2 separate regions of the Homo sapiens genome follow, and region 2 is linked to region 1. The links are chromatin loops, found by intact Hi-C in ENCODE. Cell type or tissue: CD4-positive, alpha-beta T cell. All regions are shown on one strand.

Evidence for each region. A loop is a pair of places that touch in the nucleus more often than their neighbours do. Peaks named below come from ENCODE experiments on the same cell type or tissue, not always from the same donor. Only the 100,000 strongest peaks of a DNase experiment are listed, where the experiment ranks them.
Region 2: it touches region 1 in a loop (6-fold over the local background); 93 of 110 quality-filtered maps call a loop at or near these places.

Annotation. Positions count from the first base shown.
Region 1 is chr12:89,018,207-89,020,706 of GRCh38, forward strand. LINC02458 (long intergenic non-protein coding RNA 2458) reads right to left here and starts at 1,486. Exons shown (of 3, transcript NR_038385.1): 1 at 1,347-1,486. In CD4-positive, alpha-beta T cell, CTCF peaks have their summits at 1,540 (motif pointing right) and 1,742; a DNase peak (open chromatin) is centred at 1,545; H3K4me3 peaks cover 346 bases.
Region 2 is chr12:89,528,488-89,530,987 of GRCh38, forward strand. The region is part of intron 1 of POC1B-AS1 (POC1B antisense RNA 1); the gene reads left to right. Among named protein-coding and RNA genes, the nearest start is that of POC1B-GALNT4, 3.5 kb to the left of the region's middle. In CD4-positive, alpha-beta T cell, a CTCF peak has its summit at 1,465 (motif pointing left); a DNase peak (open chromatin) is centred at 1,444.

The DNA.
Region 1 (2,500 bases):
TTTCTATAATAAATAAGTATTCATTTTTCATGACAAAAAGAAATGTCATGTAATAATATGAAGTCAAACATATATCAAATATTGATACTGCAAAAGTTTTCTTTTGTGAACCAGTTGAATCCATAGAAGGACCGCTCTCAGAGCTCAAACACAGTGCTCCAGGGTGCTACCTGCTGCTTAGAATTCTCCATAGGAGAAACGAGAAAAAGAAAAACCAAGCCCAGTTATGCTTCTCTGTGCCAGTTTTTCAAGCCAGCATATATAGAAGTATCTAGAAGATATACAAATGATTAGGAAACAGGAAGTTCAGCCAGCCACATTATTTAGGATCATGTCAAATACATCCCTAAAAATTAAAAAGTAATAATGATTTCCGTATTTCTTATTAATCTTAATTCGTGAGACAAGGCCTTTGTATCAATTCATAATAAATTTAGGAGTATTCGTGAAAAATTTTAAATACAATATATACTTTGACCAGCAACCCCACTTCATGGACACTGACCTACAGAAAGACACATTTGTGTACCAAGTTTCATGGCCAAGAATTGTACAGGAAAACATTGTAAGAACAAAGATTTCCACTAAAGGGGAAATGATTTTAACATTATGAGACATTTATACTATGTAATGCTATCCATCTGCCAAACAGAATGCTATAGACTTCTACATATGGACATGGAATGATCTCCTACACGTATTAACTGTAAGAAAAATAAGCAAATTCAAGAACTATTTCCCAAAGAAACCCCTTTTATGTTTTAATAAATCTATATGTGTGTATAGATTTGTATATTTATATATGTAAATACATAGAAATATTGAAAAGGTCTAGAAAGATACATACCCAGTTATTAACAATGACTATGTCTAGGAAAGGTCGTTTTTAAAACTTTATATTTTCTGAATTGTTTTAATTCCTTCATACACACACATTTCCATTTATAAACTTGAATTCAGTTGAACTCTTGGCAGGGATGGAAGACATGGTGTCCATCTAGCCACAGAGACATAACTGATAGCTCAGACTGGTAGGAGAATCAATTAACGCACTCATTCAACAAACATTTATTGAATATTTACAAGATGCCAAGCCTATGCTAGAAACTGTAGGTGCAAAAATGAAAATAGTAAAACATTGTCTCTGTCTTCAAATTTTCCACGAAGGTATACATACCTCATTAAAAAAATCTGGATTTTCACTTGTTCTTTATCTTATATGTTTTTTATAAAGTTAGTAGAAACAACGGTTTCTTAGTGTTGCAGAAAACGCAGTAATGAATCATTAACAATGAATCATTAACAATGAATCAACAGTGGCTCGAGGAAACATCTTTATGACTTACATCATTAAGATTTGAAGAATTGATTCTGCTCCCACCTCCTAACATATACCCTTCTACCCCTAAGCTCACGGTTGATGCCAAAATCTCTTTATTGTGAGTTACACGGAGACAGGAGCAGCGACGCAAGCTACGTGAAGTCTACTAAATCCACTGTTGCCCTCTCGGTAAACCAGTATGAATGCAGCAACAGGAAGGACCACAAGATGGCAGACTGGAAACGAGTCATGGAGCCTACAGCAGGCGATGAGGTGCTACAGCCAGTGGAATCCCGTAGCCCTGGCATCTGAAGAGAGACTGGGAAGGGCTTTATAGATCTGTTGAACGGAGGGATCAGAGCGAAGAACAATTTTGGCACCACTCTAGTGCTTGCTCACATCTCTTAGTGTTCTATTTAGTTGTTTTTACCATCTAAAAAACAAACCATGTTCATCTCTTCTTCCCACCCCAAATAGATAGTCATACTCATCAAAATCAATCATAGCTTTCTATTTTAGTATGATTGAGTAGCAGAATTTTTAAATTGGACAGGATCTCCCCAAATTTGAGGATGAGGTGCTTCATGCATAGGGAGGAGGCAGAAAGATAGATAGGGACCTGGTGGGACAAAGAAGCACAAGTCCACATTGTCATAAGGAAAGGCTCTTTTCATGATGTATGGGGACTAGGGTTGAGAAATTATTTTCAGGAAGTTGTGTGAGTAAGGCCAAAACTGTAATTTTCCAGACTTTATACCTGTGCATGCAGAGACACATAGGTAAAGATGTTGAGTAATGTGAAAGTGTACATTGGTGCTGCTGTTCTTATTTAAGCAGATAAAGTATCTACATAACCTATGATCCAGCCATTTCATTCCTGGGCATATATCTCAAATAAATCCTCACACAGGCTTGCAAGCATATATGCACAAAGATGACAGTGTGGTTTGTAGTGTCCAGCAACTGGAGGTAACCTGGGTGCTCATAATTGGGAGAGTAGATAAGTAAGTGGTGGCTTACAGATATTTACAGGATCATGCATAAAAGGGCAAATGGCCAAGCAGCACATATTTTGACCTGCCAACACGGTGTTGACCAGGATGGCTCTTGGAGACAGAAGGAGCAGACATCTGGGACCTCCAATATTGTCCTATCATACTCTGAGACAGTGCACAGCAA
Region 2 (2,500 bases), 510 kb after region 1:
GGGGCTGGTGGGAGGTGATTGGATCATGGGGGTGGATTTCTCCCTTGCTGTTCTGAGTGAGTTATCACGAGATCTGGTTGTTTAAAAGTGTGTAGCACTTCCCCCTTTGCTCTCTTCCTCCTGCTCCAGCCATGGAGCAGCCATGCTCTCTTCCCCTTTGCCTTCCACCATGTTTGTAAGTTTCCTGTGGCCTCCCCAGCCATACTTCCTGTACAGCCTGCAGAACCATGAGCCAATTAAACCCGCTTTTTTTGTAAATTACCCAGTCGCAGGTAGTTCTTCATAGCAATGTGAGAACGGACTAATATACCTACCTATGTTTTCACTACATGCCAGGACTTTTCTAAGTACCTTACAAATTTTGACATTTAGTGATCATAACGATCTTATTAGAGATGTGCTATTATTACCATTTCCGTTTTATAGATGAGTAAATTGATATGCAAAGACATTAAGTTACTTGCCCAAGGCACACTGCTAACTAGGAAGTGGCAGAGTTGAGATTTTTAGACACTCGCAGTCTGCCTCCAGAATCCACTCTCTCTTTTTTTTTTTTTTTTTTGAGACGGAGTCTCACTCTGTCGCCCAGACTGGAATGCAGTGGCGCGATCTCGGCTCACTGCAAGCTGCTCCGCCTCCCAGGTTCACGCCATTCCCCTGCCTCAGCCTCCCGAGCAGCTGGGACTACAGGCGCCCGCCACCAAGCCCGGCTAATTTTTTTTGTATTTTTTTTTTAATAGAGACTGGTTTTCACCGTGTTAGCCAGGATGGTCTCAATATCCTAACCTCGTGATCCGCCTGTCTCGGCCTCCCAAAGTGCTGGGATTACAGGTGTGAGCCACCTCACCTGGCCCAGAATCCACTCTCTTAATCACTGTCATGACTTTTGTGTGATTGCAAGTGTTATGTAAATGTATAAAACATTGCATTCTTGCCAAGGTTTATAATAATAAGTTTTACAAAATGAAAGTAATATCTCCTTTATTTTCATTCCACTGTCCTCATTTATTACTCTAAACTGCCCTTCCCATTGTTCTTTTCCATAGTATTTGATTTTGTTCTTTTCGGCTTTTCTTCACCTTTGCAAATAGCAAAAGCTCAGAGGTAGACAATTGGAAATGTGGTCAAAGTTGGGGAAGTTTTTTCTAACCTCAAGCCTAATTCCACTTGCTACAATGATTATTTAGACCTCTCTGGACTGCAACCTAATCATTTATGTGGGTGGGAGCCACAAGCAGGATCAGTATTTAAAAACCTACAAGGTTTTACTGGAGGCCGGGTACTAGCTAGGACAAACTGACCTCTAATTAGCCCTTCTTATACAGTTCCCCCTAAAACAGAAATTGAATGTACTTACTTGAGCATTATAAAGAGTTATTTTTATTTTAGCACTGGTTCTTCCTTGGCCTTCAAATTTGGAAATTCAGCATAGTACAAAAGTGCCATCTACTGTTCACCTTACTATATAGCACTTGGAGTGAACATATTTTGAGCCTGTTTACAGGCAATGGAACTCCCTTGTTGATACACTTCCTCCAAAGTATAGGAGAGCACATGGAAAAGTACAAGATGGGTTTGAATCAATAATGAATTACATTTTTGAAAACTGCATGATTCATTTAAGTTAACATTCAGTCTCCAAGTCCTATCAACTACCTCCTCACCATATATATATATATAATATATATGATGGGCTGCCCAGGCTGGCCTTGAACTCCTGAGTTCAAGTGATCCACCTGCAGCAGCCTCCCAGGTAGCTGGGATTACAAGCATGCTCCTCATCATATATTTTATCTTCCTATCTTTCTGTCTAATGGCTCCTGTCACTCCACAGACCCTGCCTTCTGCCTCCTAGAATATTTTAGTAACCACCAACTTGCTTTCTGACTTCAAAACTTCTCCCCTCCACCTGTCCACCCTGCATTTACCAACAAATAACATAAGATTCACCAGGGTATCTTGCTAAAAGTAAATGTTTTTAGGCCTCACCCCAGAGGTTTTGATTTAGAAGGTCTAGTGTGAATACTAGAAATCTGTTTTCAAACAAGCTTTCTAGGTGATTATAATATGCATCAACATTTGGGAACCACTGGCATATCATGCCATAGATCTTTAAAATGCACTTTAAGTTCACTTTTAAATGCCTCAAACCAAGTCCTATTTTATATCTAACCACTCATCTCCCCTGGGCCAATCCTTAAGCCATTGCAGTTAACCACACACACCCACCCTTTGGAGCCTTTGCTAGAGCGGTTTCTGTACTCATGAATGCCTGTGCTACTCTCTTGCTCCAACTTCTACACAAAGAAACATACCTCAGGACTTGGGAAGATATGTTCATGTAAAATCATCTTTCTCTGAACCTATTCCTCCTTATAAAAATAAAACATTATTTTTCCTTTGGGTCCTGATGGTATGAAACTTAGAGTTCTTTTTAGCACTATTTTATGTTGCTGCCTTTACATCTACATCATGTTTATGTGTCTATCAGCACTTAACT